2 separate regions of the Homo sapiens genome follow, and region 2 is linked to region 1. Evidence: read pairs that join two places in POLR2A ChIA-PET (ENCODE). Cell type or tissue: OCI-LY7. All regions are shown on one strand. Each heading gives the region's core, and the rest is flanking DNA. Links, peaks and the distances in the headings are about the cores only. Region 1 overlaps ZNF827 (zinc finger protein 827). Region 2 has its middle 52 kb from the start of ZNF827.

Evidence for each region. ChIA-PET counts read pairs that join two places held together with the same protein. Peaks named below come from ENCODE experiments on the same cell type or tissue, not always from the same donor. Only the 100,000 strongest peaks of a DNase experiment are listed, where the experiment ranks them.
Region 2: POLR2A ChIA-PET joins it to region 1 with 7 read pairs; 2 of 35 experiments call an interaction of 5 or more read pairs at or near these places.

The regions. Positions count from the first base shown.
Region 1 is chr4:145,880,984-145,883,483 of GRCh38, reverse strand. The region is part of intron 4 of ZNF827 (zinc finger protein 827); the gene reads left to right. Among named protein-coding and RNA genes, the nearest start is that of ZNF827, 57 kb to the left of the region's middle. RefSeq lists an enhancer at 1,576-1,655. In OCI-LY7, for the core only: no CTCF peak of the experiment used is centred there; a DNase peak (open chromatin) is centred at 1,313.
Region 2 is chr4:145,981,974-145,999,814 of GRCh38, reverse strand. No RefSeq gene overlaps it. Among named protein-coding and RNA genes, the nearest start is that of ZNF827, 52 kb to the right of the region's middle. In OCI-LY7, for the core only: no CTCF peak of the experiment used is centred there; no DNase peak of the experiment used is centred there.

The DNA of each region.
Region 1 (2,500 bases), core at 1-2,500:
ACGAGGGGAGAAGCCAGTTGATAGGTTGGGGGGAAGAATTGCGCATCAAAGCCTTATATTGTGATCTGTGTTTTCAGTTAGCTATTGATGGGGAGTTGTTTATGGTTTGGTAGTCAGAATATTTACTGACTGATAATTGGCATAAGAAAACAGATAACAAATGCACACACTATTTATGCAAAAGGCCCATGTGGCTATTTTATGGTGGCTTACTGGAGGTCCTGAAACCTGACTTGTATGCACTGTTACCTAGCAACCTGTTATAAAGTCACTGGGGAGTGAGATGCATCCTTAATTTTTTTGTGTGTGCATATTTGGATGTAAATGTAAACTTGGTGACTGTGGCAATGCAGCTCAGGAGAGGAGAAGATAAGTTAAAAGGAAAGGAATACATTTTCTAGAGCGATTTTTTTTTTTTTTTTAATTTTACTTACCCTCTGGTTGGTCTGGCCATACGTTTGATAGCTGCTCTCACTGTGATGCCCTACCTGGCTGTGTCTGTGGATATGATTTAGGGACAAAAAGGCCAAATCCCAGGGAGCTGCGGCTGAGTTTCTAGCTCTTCCCATCATCAAATGTAGTGAAGTAGTGGCTAGTCTCGGGCCTTGTCCCTTGGCGTTATAACGGCGCCATTGTTCTTGCACTGAATTTTTTCCCTGGGCTCTGTCCGTGCACCTGCTGGTACTGTAGGGTGCAGCTGTTTGTGGGCACTGAGTCTGTGAATCTTTGTGCCAGCCAGATCACTGTCTGCAAAACTGGAGCACAGTGACAAATTCAAGCGTGCAGACACCTACTTGTTTCCAAAAGAGAGAAAACACTTGATGCTTTCTTGCCTGGTTATTAAGGGGAGTCTTTCTTGCTCCTTCAACTAAAACTAAGCATAAAGATGATTGAATGGAACCGAGTGGGATTAAAAGTCAGTGGATAGAATACTGTTTTAAATGGACTCTCAATACCCCCCACCCCCATTCCTGTTAGAGGTTTCTTAACGTGCATGATTGTGAAATAAAATCCCTTCTCCAAACTATCAGCTATTCTTCTGACTGAGCCCACACTTAACACTGCTTGGTCCTTCAAAAATAATGCTGCTTGCAAAACGGAGGCTTCCAGGCCCGGCATCGCAGTTGATTCAGGGAATAGTATGGGCAGCTTTCAGGGCTGACAGAAAAATGAATTTTGTAGATTTCACCCACGGTTTAGACTGAGGCAGACCTGAGAGGACTCCAGGCCTGTATGTTCCAGCAGCTCTTTCCTGGAAGCCAGAAAGCATATGCAAATCATTGCATGTCAGGGCAGGTGAGCCAGTGGTCACGTGGCTAGGGTGTTCAGGGAAAAGGTGTTCACCCGACTGCGGAGAGCTAAGTTCCTGCTGATTCTGTGCCTTGTCACCCATAGCCAGCAGCAGTTCTTAACCTCGGCTGCACATTAGCCTTGCCTGGGGAGTTTTTCACAAAATGCCAGGGCCCAGAAATTATGATTCACTGGGATAGGCCCTGGACATTGGTATTTTCTTTAATATCCTCAAATGATTTTAATGTGCAGAATGATTTTAGTGTGCAGCCAGGGCTGAGGACCACTGATGTGGAATATAAACTTGTTACATGGTACAGTATTTTTTGGTACAGCTACGGTTTTCATCAGTGCAGTTTTGTTCCTGTGGTCTCCAGCCGAGACCATGAAACGGGGCATGGTGGTATGAGATAGGCCTGTGGCTTTCACCATAGGTCAAGGTTGACATGAAGGAGAGGCCTGGGTGAGTTGTGTTCATGGAGCCCCAGGTGTTTCCTTGTGGGGCCTCCTGACAGGGGAGTTTCTCCAGTTAAAAAGTCTCAAGATTCAGTGCAGAGCATAAAGGAACTGGGAGGGTCGTCATTATTAGAAGCCTGATTAAAAGTTGCCTGCAGCAACGGCCTTACATCATTTCTTTTTCCGAAAACTACCCTTTTCAAGATATAAAATTTAATTCTAACTCTCCAAATTATAACCAAGCAGTTGACAGAAACTTGGCACTTCACTTGTTGGCTGGGAATATCTTTTTGTCCCTGGTTTTCCAAAATAAAAGATATGTCATTTCAACTATTTTTAATTTGGAAGCCAGCAAAAATTGTTGTGCTGTCTCCCACATCATATTAATTTCGTAAAATTGAGACCAAAATAATTTTAACTAGGAGAGATGGACTTCTTTAAAGCACTAACTTACTTTTAGCCTCACAGAGACAGTTTATGAACAAATGGATATAAGCTAAACTGTTTCTGACTTATTAGTAGCTCATCCATTAAACAGCAAAGGTGTTCACATATAAACGTAGGGTGTAGGTTAATGTGTTTGTGTCATATACTGTAGTTTTCCATTGGCCTTTGTTCTACAACTTCCATCTATTTCACCTGCTTTTAAGCCTCTGCATTTACAATACAGTTTTTGTATAAATGGCAGCTCCCCATCTTGCTTTACCTTTGTTTGTGCTGCTGGAGAAGGAGGGATGGGAGATGCCCATTGAAC
Region 2 (17,841 bases), core at 7,613-10,112, 110 kb before region 1:
CTCTCTCACCACTCCTATTCAACATAGTGTTGGAAGTTCTGGCCAGGGCAATCAGGCAGGAGAAGGAAATAAAGGGTATTCAATTAGGAAAAGAGGAAGTCAAATTGTCCCTGTTTGCAGATGACATGATTGTATATCTAGCAAACCCCATCATCTCAGCCCAAAATCTCCTTAAGCTGATAAGCAACTTCAGCAAAGTCTCAGGATACAAAATCAATGTACAAAAATCACAAGCATTCTTATACAACAATAACAGACAAACAGAGAGCCAAATCATGAGTGAACTCCCATTCACGATTGCTTCAAAGAGAATAAAATACCTAGGAATCCAACTTACAAGGGATGTGAAGGACCTCTTCAAGGAGAACTACAAACCACTGCTCAATGAAATAAAAGAGGATACAAACAAATGGAAGAACATTCCATGCTCATGGGTAGGAAGAATCAATATCGTGAAAATGGCCATACTGCCCAAGGTAATTTATAGATTCAAATGCCATCCCCATCAAGCTACCAATGACTTGCTTCACAGAATTGGAAAAAACCACTTTAAAGTTCATATGGAACCAAAAAAGAGCCTGCATCGCCAAGTCAATCCTAAGCCAAAAGAACAAAGCTGGAGGCATCACACTACCTGACTTCAAACTATACTACAAGGCTACAATAACCCAAACAGCATGGCACTGGTACCAAAACAGAGATATAGACCAATGGAACAGAACAGAGCCCTCAGAAATAATGCCGCATATCTACAACTATCTGATCTTTGACAAACCTGACAAAAACAAGCAATGGGGAAAGGATTCCCTATTTAATAAATGGTGCTGGGAAAACTGGCTAGCCATATGTAGAAAGGTGAAACTGGATCCCTTCCTTACACCTTATACAAAAATTAATTCAAGATGGATTAAAGACTTAAACGTTAGACCTAAAGCCATAAAAACCCTAGAAGAAAACCTAGGCAATACCATTCAGGACATAGGCATGGGCAAGGACTTCATGTCTAAAACACCAAAAGCAATGGCAACAATGCCAAAATTGACAAACGGGATCTAATTAAACTAAACAGCTTCTGCACAGCAAAAGAGACTACCATCAGAGTGAACAGGCAACCTACAGAATGGGAGAAAATTTTTGCAACCTACTCATCTGACAAAGGGCTAATATCCAGAATCTACAATGAACTCAAACAAATTTACAAGAAAAAAACAAACAATCCCATCAACAAGTGGGCAAAGGATATGAACAGACACTTCTCAAAAGAAGATATTTATGCAGTCAAAACACACATGAAAAAATGCTCGTCATCACTAGCCATCAGAGAAATGAAAATCAAAACCACAATGAGATACCATCTCACACCAGTTAGAATGGCAATCATTAAAAAGTCAGGAAACAACAGGTGCCAGAGAGGATGTGGAGAAATAGGAACACTTTTACACTGTTGGTGGGACTGTAAACTAGTTCAACCATTGTTGAAGTCGGTGTGGCGATTCCTCAGGGATCTAGAACTAGAAATACCATTTGACCCAGCCATCCCGTTACTGGGTATATACCCAAGGGATTATAAATCATGCTGCTATAAAGACACATGTAGATGTACGTTTATTGTGGCACTATTCACAATAGCAAGGACTTGGAACCAACCCAAATGTCCAACAACAATAGACTGGATTAAGAAAATGTGGCACATATACACCATGGAATACTATGCAGCCATAAAAAAATGATGAGTTCATGTCCTTTGTAGGGACATGGATGAAACTGGAAACCATCATTCTCAGCAAACTATCGCAAGGACAAAAAAACAAACACCGCATGTTCTCACTCATAGGTGGGAATTGAACAATGAGAACACATGGACACAAGAAGGGGAACATCACACACCAGGGACTGTTGTGGGGTGGGGGAAGGGGGGAGGGATAGCATTAGGATATATACCTAATGCTAAATGACGAGTTAATGGGTGCAACACACCAACATGGCACATGTATAGATATGTAACAAACCTGCACGTTGTGCGCATGTACCCTAAAACTTAAAGTATAATAATAATAAAATTTAAAAAAGAAAAAGAAAACTGTAAAACACTGACGAAAGAAATTGAAGAGGACACAAAAAAATGAAAAGCCATCTCATGTTCATGGATTGGAAGAATTAATATTGTTAAAATGATGATTCTACCCAAAGCAATCTACAGATTTAACACAATACCTAGGAAAGTAGGAATACCATTTTTCATATAAATAGGAAAAACAATCCTAAAATTTATATGGAACCAAAAATAAACATGAATAACCAAAGGACTCCTGAACAAAAAGAACAAAGCTGGAGGCATCACCCTATTGAACTCCAATATATGCTACAAAGGTATAGTAACAAAAACAACATGGTACTTGCATAAAAATAGACACATAGACCAATGGAGTGGAATAGAGACCCTAGAAATAAATTCACATATTTATAGCCTACTGATTTTTGACAAAGACACCAAGAACATACACTAGGGAAAGAACAGTCTCTTCAATAAATGGTTCTTGGAAAACTGGATATCCATACACAGAAGAATGAAACTGGACCCTTATCTCTCACTACATAAAAAAGTCAACTCAAAATGGATTAAAGACTAAAATGTAAGACTCAAAACTATAAAACTACTAGAAGAAGATATGGAGGAAATGCTTTTAGGACATTGGGCTGGGCAAAGATTTTCTAGATAAGGCAACAAATAGGCAAAAATAGACAAATGGGATGATGTCAAACTAGAAAACTTCTGCACAGGAAAGGAAACAATCTATTGAGCCAAGAGACACCTGCAGAATGGGAAAAATATTTGCAAGCTATTCATTTGATAAGGGATTAATATCCATAATACACACAGAACTAGGACAACTCAGTAGCAATAATAAATAATAATAACCTGACTAAAAATGGGTAAAGGATCTGAATAAACATTTCTCAAAAGAAGACATTCAGATGGCCAAAAAAAATGTGAAAAATTGCTCAATATCACTAGTCATCAAGGAAATGCAAATCAAAACCACAACGAGATATCACCTCACCCCAACTAGAATGGCTATTATCAAAACAACAAAAAATAACAAATGTTGGTGAAGATGCAGAGAAAGGAGAGCCCTAATACACCATTGGTGAAAATGTAAATTGGTACAGCCATTATGGAAAACAGTAGAGAGGTTCCTCAAAAAACTAAACATAGAATTACCGTATGATCCAACAATCTCACTACTGGGTATATAATCCAAAGGAAAGGAAATTAGTATGTTAAAGAAAAACCTACACTGCCACATTTATTGCAGCACTATTCACAATAGCCAGGATATGGAATATTCCTAAATGTCCATCAACAGATGAATGGAGAAAGAAAATGGTATATCTACACAATAGAATACTATTTGGCCATAAAAAGAATGAAATCCTGTTATTCATGGTAACATGAATGAGCCTAGAGAACATCATGTTAAGTGAAATAAGCCAGGCATAGAGAGATAAATACCATTTATTCTTATTCATGTGTAGAAGCTAAAAGAGTAGGTCTCATAGAATTAGAGAGTAGAATAGTGGTTACTGAGGCTGGGAAGGGGGAAGGCTTGGTGGGGCACTTGGGATAGGTTGATTAATTGATATAAAATTACAGCTAGATAGGAGGAATAAGTTTTAGTGTTCTATAGCACTGCAGAGTGACTATAGTTAACAATAATTTATTATATAGTTTCAAATACCTAGAAGAAAGTATTTTGAATGTTCCCAACACAAAGAAATGATAAATGTTTGAGTTGAGGGATATGCCAATTACCCTGATTTGATCATTATACATTATATACATATATCAAAATACTAATATTACACTGTACCCCCTAAATTTGTACAATTATTATGTGTCAATTAAAAATCTTAATTTTTTAAAGTGGGAAGTTTTGCATCATTGTGAGCAGTGTTTTAGGACAGTTTAATGAAGGACTTGCTGTGTTTCAATTATGAATAGCACAATATTCTGGATTTACATTGATATGTTTAATAAATTGAATAAAATATTACCTTTATATTTAACAAATTAAGAGTAAGGAATGGAAACTGGGTGGCCAAAAAAGTGACAAGTGCCCATGATAATGGAGGACTAGTTAAAGAATAGCACAGCCATAAAGTGAGACATTATGAAAGTGTTTTTAAAAGGGTAAGGTGGAGATTTCCAGTTTCTGATTCAGCATATAAGGAGTTTAGAAGTTGCCACTCAGACTTAACAACAAGTAAAAAGCTGAACAAATTGAAAAACCAGCAACTCTTTTTAGTATCAGTAATATTCTATATACACAAATTAGAAGACAGAGCTTAGCCAGGTATGGTTGCACATACTTCTAGTCCCAGCTACTTGGGACACTGAGGAAGGAGAATCACTTGAGCCCAGGAGTTCTAGGTGGCAGTGGGCTATGGTTGTACCACTGTATTCCAGCCTAGGGTGACACAGTGGACCTGTCTCAAACAAACAAACAATAACAAAGATAGTCAGAGTGGATTAAAAAAAACAAACAAGTCCCAACTATATGCTGTCTACAAGAAACCTACTTTAAATATAAAGAAATATATAAATTAAAAGTAAAGGGCTGAAGAAAGATAAACCATGTTAACACTAATTAAAAGAAATTAGGAATAGCTATATTAATTTTAGACAGAGCAGACTTCAGAGCAAGGAAACTTAGCAGGAAGAAAAAGGGGCATTAAATAATAATAAAAGGATCAATACATGAAGAAGACATAACAATCCTTAATGTGTATGAGCCTAACAGTGTCAAAATACAGGAGGCAAAAACTGATAGAACTGCAAGGAGAAATAGATGAATCCACAATTGTAGTTGGAGACTTCAATACCCCTGTATTAGAAATGAACAGATCCAGCGGGCAGAAAATCAGCAAGGACATAGTTAAACTCAACAGCACCATCAATCAACTGTATATAATTAACATCTCTAGAAGTTCCTCCAACAACAACATATTACACATTCTTTTCAAGCTCACATGCAACATTTACCAAGATAGACATATTCTGAGCCATAAAATACACCTTAACAAACTTAAAAGAATAGAAATCATACAGTGTCTGCTCTCAGGCAATAGTGGAATTAAACTAAAAATTCTCAACAGAAACATACTTGAAAATCCCCAAACAGTTGAAGATTAAACAACACAATTCTAAATAATGCATGGGCCAAAGAAGGAATCTCAAGAGAAAAATATAAATTTTTAAAGTAAATTACAATGAAAATATAACTTACAAAAAATTTGTGGGAATGAGTGAAAGCAGTGCTTAGAGGGAAATTTATAGCATGGAATGCATATATTAGAACAGAAGAAAATCTAAAATCATCAACATAAGCTTTAACCTTAGGAAACTAGAAAAAGAAGAGCAAATTAAAAATTAAAACCAAAGTAAGCAAAAGAACAGAAATAATAAAAAATGAAGCAAAAATAAATGAAATTAAAGATAGAAAATTAATAAAGAAAAGCAACAAAGCCAAAAGCTAGTTATTTGAAAAGATCAATAAAATTGACGACCACTCACCAGGCTAAGAAAAAAAAGACACAAACTACTAATGTCAGAAATAATAAAGAAGACATCACTACAGATCCCATTGATATTAAAAGAATAATAAGGTAATATTATGAACAATTCTATGCCCACAAATTTCATATCCTAGATGAAATGGACCAAATCATTGAAAGACACAACTTGTCAAAACTCACACAAAAAAATAGATGATATGAAAAGGTCTATATTCATTAAAGAAATTGAAACAATCATTAATAATTTTTGCAATACAGAAAGCACCAGGACCATATGGATTCACTGGCGAATTCTACCAAACATTTAAGAAAGAAATTGTGCCAATTCTCTACAATCTCTTCCAAATGATAGAAGCTGAGGCAATATTTCCTAATTTATTCTATGAAGCCAAAATTACCCTAATATCAAAACTCAACACAGATATTACAGGAAAAGACCAATATATCTCTTAAACATAAAATCAAAAATACTCAACAGAATATTTGCAAATGGAATCCAAAAATGAATTTTTTAAAATGATAAACTATGACCTAATGGGATTTGTCCAAGTCATACAAGACTGGTTCAACATTTGAAAATCACTTAATGTAATCCACCACATCAATAGACTAGAGAAAAAAAAGAACATAATCATATCAATAGATGCAGTAAAAGAAATTGACAAAATCCAACACCCACTTATTTAAAAAAAAAAAAAACCTCTCTGCAAACTAAGAATAAAGGGAAACTTTCACAACTTGATAAAGACCATCTACAAAAACTCTAAAGCTAATATTATACTTAATGGTGAGAAATTTGAAGCTTTCCTGCCAAAATCAGGAACAGGGCAAAGATGTCTCCTCTCACCACTGCTTATCAACATTGCTCTAGAAGTCCTATCTAATACAATAAGACATAAAAAGGAATAAAGGAGTATACAGACTGGTAAGGAAGAAATAAATTGTCTTTCTTCACAAATGATATGATCATCTATGTAGAAAATTCAAAATAATTGACCAAAAACCCCACAAAAATCCTCAAATAAGTGATTATAGCAAAGTTGCAAGATATTTCTAGAGAATGGCAAATTCAAACAATGACATAGGTTGCCTGTCAACCTCTACAAACCTGTTAGAATAGCCAAAATTCAAAACACTAAAACACTGACAACAACAAATGCTGGTGAAGATGTGGCACAACAAGCATATTTATTCATTGGAATAAATGGAAATACAAAATGGAAAAGCCACTTAGGAAGACGGTTTGATAGTTTCTTACAAAACTAAATAAACTAAATATACTGGGATTATAGGCTCACACCTGTAATCCCAGCACTTTGGGAGGCCGAGGAGGGCAGATCACTTGAGCTCAGGAGTTTGAGACGAGCCTGGCCAAAATGGTGAAAGCCTGTCTCTACTAAAAATACAAAAATTAGCCAGGCATGGTGGCAGGTGCCTGTAGTCCCAGCTACTCAGGAGGCTGAGGCAGGAGAACCGCTTGAACCTGAGAGCCGGAGGTTGCAGTGAGCTGAGATCACACCACTGCACTCCAGCCTGGGCGACAGAGCAAGACTCTGTCTCAAAACAAAACCAAAACAAAACAACAACAACAAAAACTAAATATACTCTTACTATAAGCAGTCATACTTGTTGGTATTTACCCACATGAATTAAGACATTTATACACAAAAACCTGCAAACTGATATTTATAGCAGTTTTGTTTCTAATCGCCAAAACTTGGAAACAACCAAGATGTCCTTCAGTAAATGAGTGAGTAAATAAACCGTGGTACATACAGACATGGAATATTATACAGCAGTGAAAAGAAACTAACTATTAAGCCGGAAAAAGACACGGATAACCCCTAAATGCATATTACAAAATGAGAGAAGCCAATCTGAAAAGGCTACATACAGTATGATACCAAGTATATGACGTTCCAGAAAAGGCAAAAAAAACTAAAGAGACAGTAAAAAGATTAGTGAGGAGGGTGGGATAAATAGGCAGAGCACAGAGACTTCTTAGGGCAGCTAAACTACCTGTGTGATACACCAGTGGTAGACTCATGTCATTATACATTTGTCCGAATGTGTAGAACGCACAACACCAAGGGTGAACGCTAACAAATACTATGGACTTTAGGTGATGATAATGTTGTGTCGATGTAGGTTCAATGATTGTAACAAATGTACCACTATGTTGTGGTATGTCAGTTTTGAGAAAAATTGGGAGTGGAGTGGGGAAGGGACAGGGTCTATTATGGGAACTCTCATACTTTCCACTCAATTTTGCTGTGAACCTAAAATTTCTTTTAAAAATAAAGTGTTTTAATTTTTTAAAAAAGGATTTGGTGGTTCATGGCTCAGTATCCACAACATATGATTGCATGGAGGGAAAAGCATGTTACCAAACAGTAGCTATAGAATGAGCCATTTATATGTGCAAGGATGTCTAGAAGTTAGTAACCAAATGCTTAACTGGTTATCTCTGAAGAGCAGGATTTAAGGGTGGGAGGTGAGATTTGTTGGATGATGAGCTTCTGCTTTCTGCTTTCTATTTTCTTTCCTTTTTTTTTTTTTTTTTTTTTTTTTTGCGATGGTATCTCCCTCTGTCGCCCAGGCTGGAGTGCAGTGGCGCGATCTCGGCTCACTGCAAGCTCCGCCTCCCGGGTTCACGCCATTCTCTTGCCTCAGCCTCCCGAGTAGCTAGGATTACAGGCACGTGCCACCGCACCCGGCTAATTTTTTGTATTTTTAGTAGAGACGGGGTTTCACCGTGTTAGCCAGGATGGTCTCGATCTCCTGACCTTGTGATCCGCCCGTCTCGGCCTCCCAAAGTGCTGGAATTACAGGCGTGAGCCACCGCGCCTGGCCTTCGCTTTGTATTTTCAACACTTCATCATTATTTGAGCTTCTGTTTTATTAGGCATACATTACAGTCATCATTAAAAATTTCATTTGGAATAATCAAAAGAATGAAAAACAAACTGATGAATAAATAAAGGAGTCTTTCCAGGCATGCCTCTCTGGGACTTCTGATTGGTTTTTCTTGCTGCCAAGAAGAAATAATGCCTCACAGCTTGTGAAAGTTAAGCCACATGATCCATACAAATTGATTCCCCTAGTGCCTTGTGTTCATTCCTTCAGCCAGTTTTAATTCCTTCTCACCCTTTTCTTGAGGCCCCATCTTCTCTTCCCTCCAGTTCATCCCCCAAGTTGAGTAGAAGCCTACCTAGGCTTCTAAGTCCTACATTCAAGTCACCCTCTTTTCAGCATCCCCTCTGTCTTCCATCTGCCACCTCCACCCTCAACCCATTCCACCCCCATTATACAAGATGGTTGCATTTCACGCAAAGAATGCATTTCTGGATACCTCATATAATTCAAAACTTACATAATTCAAGCCTACTTTTCCCACAGGACTGAATATAAAGTGTGTGCAGGAGGGAGAATGCAATCTTGGAGTGCATAAATCTGCAAACCTTGTAACATATATTTGCTTTAAGGCTGCTTTTTATTTTCCCTGTATTTTCTCTAATATTTTGAAGTGCTTTCTCTTAAATTAACAGTACAGAACACTGTGGTGGTGATTTGGCCTTCTCAATAGAGATTTAGCACATCTAAGTTCTGTTCTAAAGTCCCCGAGTTTCTTGAGCGTTTGAGTGTTTTACAGTTCTAACACTTAAAGAACTCCTGGATGACCTTGTTACAGCATTATAGGTAGGATATAAAGAGGATCTTAAATTATAACAGCAGCAAATGTTACAATAACTGAAGCGAAGCCATCAGATCGCTCACAGACATTCTCATGCCTGTAAACAGCTGTGGTTCACCAGGCATTGACAGAGGGTGAAGGTGGCTAAGGGGCGCTGCTGAGTGGCCACAGGGCCCACAAAGCTTCTCACCACTCATCCTACCAGCTCTGATAGTGTGTGGTTCTTGATGAAGGCTTTTGAATTGAGAGTGGAGGATTCAAGTTATCTCCAGTTTTGAACATAAAGTGAGACTGATAATATTTTATATAGCAGCAGTTCAAATATACATAACTCCAATAAAAAATGTCATATGTGGAGAAAGATGTCTCCTTTCTTAGCTTGGCATTCAAGGCTCTTCTGCCTTCTACCTACATCTCCAACTTTATCTCCTTGCCATGCCCCTCCTCAACCAGACTGATACTTGTTTTTACCCACTGTTGTGTGTTTTACCAGTTTTAAATGGTTGCATTTATAACATGAAGCTACTACAAATAAGCATAAATAAAATGAAATCATCCATAATTGGATCACACAGAGGTAATTATTGTTAATATTTGGATGTATTTCCTTGCAGACATTCCCTATCTACATGTACAAATAAATTAGAGCATGCATTTAAGGATATTTGTGTGCATAATTTTCTGAACCAAAGAGTTAAAAAAAAATACTGTGCTGCAGCATTCTTCTTCCATCTTACAATGATGTCTTTAATTATTCTTCATTGTCACTTTTAGAGCCTTGTCTAGGCTTCCACTATATTGGTGTTTTATAGCAAATTGAAATCATCCTGTATTTTCTAACATTTACACTATTTAAAAGTTTGGGCTATTGTAAATAATGTTGAAATTAATATTCTTTTTTTTTCCTTTTGAGATAGGTCTTGCTCTTTCACCCAGGTTAGAGTGCGGTGGGGCACAATCACAGCTCACTGCAGCCTTGACCTCCTGGGCTCAGGTGACTCCCCCCACCTCAACCTCCCAAGTAGCTGGGACTACAGGTGTGTGCCACCATGCCTGACTAATTTTTTCTATTTTTTGTAGAGACAGGGTCTCACTATGTTGCCTGGAGTGATCTCAAATTTCTGGCCTCAAGCAATCCTCCTGCCTTGGCCTCCCAAAGTGCTGGCACTACAGGTATAAGCCAGCATGCCCCACTTGAAATTAATATTCTTGTTAAATCTTTGCAGTCTGTATGATGGTGTCTTTAAAATAAATTCCTGTAAGTGGAATTTCTGGGACAGAGGGAATGAAAAATCTCAAGGCTTTAAATATGCATTGTCAAATTGCCCTAGGAAGTGGGAAATCATTTGTTCTCCCTTCTGTAATATCTGCAAGTCATTGCGTACTCATATAATGGGACCTTCTAATTCATCTTTCTTCTAAATTCAGATTGATATAATAAAACCCCCCAAAGACACCCATATTAATTTTATTTTAAAAATAACTTTCCTATTAGTGCAGCTTGCTAGGGAGTCTTAAGTGGACTTTACTCTGCCTTTTTTAGAATATAAACTCTGAGAATGCACAAGAGTATGTATGTGTAAATCCCTCTTGGTACAGGACCACATAGAAACAGGCTCTTAAATGTCAAAAAGCATTATTAAGTGGGCTGATAAATGTCTTTTACTTGCGGGCCTGATGTAAGTTGTTTGTCTTTCCTTGGTCTCCTGTTGATGGCCTTGTTCTTAGTAATGGATGGCGTGCTTGAGTTCTTTTGTGTGTGTATGTGTGTGTATGTATTGTTTTGCCTTGACTGTTTAATTTTCAATTGATGGATATATGCTTCTAGCCTTTTGATGAGTGCATTTTATAAAATATTTAAAATCAATGTATTAATCTGTGGTACTTCAGGGACTGGATATATTAGTGTCCTTGTGGGGACTGAGTCTATTCTGGTGAAAGGTTAAAAATGGCACCTGGTTATTTCTCAAATTATCCAGTACTGAGTGACAGTGGCAAGGTCACTGGTAAATACACACACAATGGGACCATAGTGAGATAATTGTCTCTTCCTACAAACCTGTTGCTGTGTCTTCTGTTTGAGGTTGTTGCCATTTAAAAATGAGCCTCACTCAAAGTTCTTTCCCTTTCAGGCGTGTAACTCATGTCTATTTTGCTTTGTAACAGACTTCCAGGTGTATCAGCAGTTCTCCTCTACCTCCCTCTCCTGGTCTATCTGGCAATCTATTAAGGAATAGCCCACCTATTAAAGAATAGATCCACCTATTTATCTCAGTCATCCACTTAGAAAATGGCCAGTGAGTTAACAAACACATACCAAAAGTCCAGGAAAAAGACACAAAAAATAGTCACAATTACTGTAAAAACACATTAGCAAGTATTATGCTCCTCCTTTGAACACTTCCAAATCCTTCCTTCAAGTGCCAGAGGGAAGTCCCTCTGGGATGCCATTCTCTATATTGGGGCTACTTTCTCTAGGTGTTGGCTGCTGAGGCAGGCTCTTATTAGCAGGTGATTATTACTCTTCTGGGGAGGGAGGAAGGAGCATAATAACTTCACAGCTGTAAGAGGACTCTGAAAGGGAAAGAATTAAATGAATGACCCTTTCTCTCAGGCTCATTCAAATGTAAGAGGTCACTACCTAGAAAGGAGTACTATTCCCCTCCTCACCTGCATCATGATTAATGAAGTTCTTCCCATCAATTGCAGCTTCTAGCCAGCCTACCTTTGAGTTATTATAAATATTCTATTCATTTCCTTGGACGTTTTGTAGATTAAGCCTTGTAGCTGCGATAGGTGGCAGTGAAAAAGAAATCTGATTTTCTGCACAGAGATAGCTATAACATGATTGAAGTTTTGTTATAGCTATAGATAGCTATAACATGATACAAATCCCGACACTGGCCACGGCATTGGCTATGGCCCTATCTGTATGTAAACAGGTCAACATCCCCGAGGTAACCCAGAGGCCCTGGAGGTTCAACTTTCTACCTATTCTGAAATCCTAAACCAATTTTCAAGAGAAGGTGATGACAGGTAAACCATTAAACAAACCTATCTTCCAATCTTTGACAAATGTACCAAGAACATTAATTGGGAAAGGGACAGTTTCTTCAATAATGGTGTGGGAAAACTGAATGTCCATATGCAGAAAGAAAACTTATTCCAAGTTAAAGGACTCAACAGTGGGTAATTCCTGCAGTGAGATGGTGGAGAAAGCAAACACAGCTGATACTCTCAGATGGCAAATGGTGCAGATGCCACCCCAGCCAGGGACTTAGGTAGGCCCTCGCAGATGAACCTGACTTCCCAGAAACAACAAAGTCTTGGACAATTCATTGCCTACAAACAATCTTCTCTCAGACAAGACTCATATTCCACTCTATTTCTTTTTCAGAAATGACTCACCATATTCAAGGATTTTGATGAAGGACCAGTGGTCCAATAGAAACTGGAATGTGCATTACACTTGGGTTGCATCTTACAGCTGCAGCCAAATGTCAGGTGCTAAAGAGCATGTGACATGGATTCACCTTCTGTCTTGTTGAACTGACTCTGCTTCTGGACCTGGGCTGCCAAGATGGAGCCATCTTTTGCAAAATATATCACCACCAGAGTGCTTTGTTCTAATAATGTATTACTCTAATATATCTGCTGCTTTAATGATATATTAATGTAATACATTATCAGAGCAAGGACAACTGATGATATATTATGGGAAGAATGGTGCCATTCAAAAAACGAAAGATTCAGAAAAGATTCATTAGAATTACAGTATAATAGCCAACATATGGGACTCTGGAAAATATAATCTTAGTCTATTTTTTGCAGCTAGATAAACACCTCCGTGGCTCCACCTCCCCACCCCCATCACTCCTCATTCAGGCACTGAATTCCATAAAACATTGGTTGTTACATATTTAATAAACCTTTTATACATACAAACAATGTCTCCCATGAACCTTGGGTCGCTGCAGGATCATCGTATCCAGTTACACTGTTTTTACTAGAAAGTCCTCCTTATTTACCCCTAACCATAGGAAACCAAGTAACATTGACCTCTGGACAGTCAGAATAGCATATCATCTCTCATTACAATAATCTGAACTCCAGCCATTGTTTAACATTAATTATTGCCAAGGCTATAGCATTTTCTCACTGCTTGACAGTTGATCTTCATCCTATCATTAACCTTAGGTCAATTTAATCCCAACCTCCATTTTCAGCACTATACAAACAATTTATTTTTGAATTTTTTCAACCTCACGAAGATAAACAATGTCAGACTGCTCCAATTGTTTTATCCATTATGATGATTAAACATTTTTAAAGACATTCAGACATCAAAATTTAGAAAGTACCAGACAATGAGAGTTCCAGAAATAAGATATCATGGTGGTTTATTTTCCTGTAGAAGAATTATATAAGGAAGGATTTAGAGAGAGCATAAGTTCAGGAATTAAAATATATTTTATTTTAGGATCACTTCCTCTGTATAAGCCAAGAACATTTATAGTCAGCATCTACCATACAAAACTATCCACTATGGTATAGAATACTACATATTTAGTATTCTAAAAGCCATGAGCAAAAATGAGAGCAAAATTCAGATGATTTTATCTGCCTCTAAGATTTTTCTTTCTTCATGGAAATCAGAAGTGTGATCATATAGGAGAAGGGAAGTTAGAATTCCTGCTGAGAAATTTATTTGGTGTTTTCTATTCTTCTTGATCTCATGCTTATATGAAATGCCAGAAATAACAGTTTGACACAGCAAGGGTCACTGAAACAATAGTGTTTAATGCATTTAACTGAAGAGTAAGTAAACATTATAAATATAATCACAGCCAACGCAAGTTAAAGAAATGCTTTGCAGAATTTTTGTTGGGCTCTTCTCTGCTAAGTAGAAAACTCAGGAAAGCATTAATTTGAAAATTTCCAGAGAATAGCCTTTTCATATACAAAAGGTGTTTTTATATTTATATGTAAAATGTTATGTAAGAACAATAGTTAAAGTCAAATAAGTAAGCAAAATAAACATAAAAGGAAAAACCATATAGCTTTATACATTAATAAATCCTTCTTTGAATTTTAGTTATTTGCATGGCTTACCAAGCAATTAAGATAAAGTATAACCTTCTCTGTTACATACAACTTTGCATGGTAACAGAATAATAACATTAAGTATAGATTTTTAACAATTTTCCAGGCTAAACACTGGCGCTTCCTCTGTCTCTTCCTGCATCCACCACAAAGGAAAAACTGAAACGCCTTGCCCTTGGCAGGAAAAAATGAAGACATTTACCTTTTTCAAAACTATTTACTTGAGCAAAATTGAAAGATATGGCATATTGATTTTGAGAAATTTTTTTCTCTCCTAACTTTCCACTGTTTTCCTGTTGCTTCCACACAACTCTCAATGCAGAATGTAGGGCTGAGGGTACTTTGCATGTGCAGGTGGCATTAGGGTATGGTATATCTTATTATCTTGACCTTGAACAATAGGAGATGAATGGAGCAATTCAGATTTGTCTCTGCCTCAGTGATTCCCTGGGAAAGCTTTGTGGTCCCTTTTTGCACCTTTGATTATCAGAAAAGTCAAGGAAAGCAGGCTCCTCTTGGCCTAATGTGTGCACCAGTGCCAGAAGCTTTCTTTTCCAGGAAAATGTGAGGTCCAGGGACAGGGCGGAAGTTCCTCTTTGTTGTTGAACTTAGGAATTGACAATAAAAGCAGGCGGGCAATAGGAAGTCGCCTCTCCCTCCCTGCAGGTTAGCATTCTGCATCATGACCCAGCAGCCAGATCCGTCTGGAGTTCTATGAGAGCTCTAGGACAAAGAGACACAGGGACTTCCTGGAACCCTGAAGAGCCTGGAATAAGGAAATACACCACAAATACCCCTTAGCCTTGGGAGGAAATGATTTTATATTGTAGGGCCTCAAAAGGACTAGAGACTAGAAGGATCATCTGATCACTGTACCATCAATTCCTAGATAATACAAATTTTAGTAGGAAATCCTGGGAAATGAGTTAGAATTATAATGTGAACATTGAGTATAAATTAAAGTACCTCAATTTAACTTTAAGTTGACTTTTTTGCATGGGCCTACTTAGAAACTTTGTTTCAAAATCCAGACAGACAAAATCTTTGTCTTTTTTTCCCTATTCCTCCTCTCAGTTCTCCCTAGACCCCAAAACTCTTAACTTGTAACAATCAGTTATGGGAATCCTTTTTTTAATTTTAATTTTTAATTATTATTGGTACATAATAGTGGCATACATTTATATTATATGTGATGTTTTGATATAGGCATACCGTCTCTAATGATCGAATCAGGGTAATTGGAGTATCCATCACCTCTAGCATTTATCATTTTTTTGTGTTAGGAGTATTCTAATTCCACTCTTTTAGTTATTTTTATTATTGTTATTATTTTATTTGTTTGTTCATTTAGAGACACCGTCACCCAGGCTGGAGTGTGGTGCCTCACTGCAGCATTGAACTCCCAGACTCAAGCAATTCTCCTGCCTCAGCCTCCCAAGTAGCTAGGACTACAGGCGCATACCAACATGCCTGGCTAAGTTTTTAATTTTTTATAGAGATGTTATAGAGATGGAGTCTCACTGTGTTGCCCAAGCTGGTCTTGAACTCCTGGCCTCAAGCAATCCATCTGCCTCAGCCTCCCAAAATGCAGCAGTTACGGGCGTGAGGCACTACACCTGGCCTCTTTTAGTTATTTTAAAATATACAATAAATTAATGTTAACTCTAGCCACCCTGTTGTGCCACCAAATACTAGAAAAGGCAGGGGAGTCTTGATGAGAAAAGAAGGTATATATGTATGAGATCTTCAGCAACCTCTTGTAAAACATTCTTTAGCTAGATCATGCAAACCCATCAAATATAGCTGGCATTGACAGATGTTGTTAAAGATGGGCTTGGATCTCAGAAACCTAACAAAACCCCTCAATTCAATTAATACTGAATTTTAAAAGTTATTTTAAGTGATTTCACAGTCAACACTGAATTCTACTCAGTGATGAATTTCCACACTGTGTTAAAAGCATCTAAATTCAACATGTCAAAGAAAAAAATATGATTACTATGCATACACATCTGCACACCCTCAAAGTATGGAAATTTCTACATAGATTTCTCTAGTTCGTGACAAACTACAGGTGGCAGTCCACCTGAGCTTGCTTACAATGAGGAAGCAGAATCTTGGCATTCACCAGTCCCCACAGTTGCCTTTGGAACAACAGTCCTGAGGTAAACAAAGAATGATCTACATCTTGATTCTTGCAACAAGAATATATGATGACAAATTCTCTTCGAGATCAGGACCACTTTTGGGCAAGTCAATAAAGTAACATCCAGAATCCTGCTGTACTAGCCCCTGAAGGACCAACATGTGACCTCACCCTTGGAAGACTTTGTAAGTTAAAATTCTATAGCAATGGCTGAATTTAAAGTAGAATGTCATAAAACATGTGGGAGTGTGTGTGGGGAAAGGGGAGGAGTTCTTAAGCCTATGGCATTAAAGATATGTCATGCTACACGGTCTTCTCTCCAACTACTGACAAAGAGCCAGTGTTAAGGAAAGAAATGGGCCTCTTAAGCACTGGGTGAGGGGATGAGTTCTGGCTGCAGATGACATTGAGTTGAGCCAGACCAAGAAAATTCTGGGACGATCAAATTTTACTCGAGTGTAGAAAATAAAACCTCAACCTCTCATCGGTGCCCTTTCTTCAAGTTTGCCTTCAGTCATCATGTCCTAAAGCTCACATTATAAACCTGGCCAACTTGGACACAAAACTCCATTTTCAAGAAATTTATGTTCAGTTGTACAAATTGCTTGCACACTTTTTAACCTGCTTTCACAAATGTTGTTCTATACGTTCAAACACAAGCCTGATATGCCATAGACTGTAAGGCAGGTTAAACAGGAAAACATAAAAGAACATGATGTAAAAAGCAAATAAAGTGTAAACTAATCTCTCAACAAGCTTTCATTGAGCACCAACTATATAACCAGCTCAAATAAGTCTTAAACCAAATTCAAAATGAAGTTATGGACACATTAAAGCTCTTGATTACACTTTTCCAAATTGCCTTCTAAGAGGATTCTGACAACTGACGCTTGACAAGCAACATAAGATCTCTTCGCTATATATCTTGCATTAAGTAAAAACCTTAGTTAAAAGAGTGTGTCACATAAATTGTATATTACATGAATCCAATATCTTGTCATTTTAAATCTCTGACATTTTGGTTGGCAGATCTAGTTTATAGGTCACTTGAGGATACAGCCTCACAACTTAAAACAATAGTCACAAGTTAGATAAACGTGAAGATTTTGGTCATTCTCACATATAAGCCAAGTTGCCTATGAGTGTCTCTCACTTACCTCCAATATCTATTGATTTGAAAAATTCCCCACACATCCATGATTCTTATGCAATTATAATACTTATGTCCCCTCCCATATTAAGAGACTCTAGCTCCACCTATACCCTGTGAAGTGAGCGCATGTGCCCATGTTTTTATTAGGCAACCAAACTCTGTGGCCAA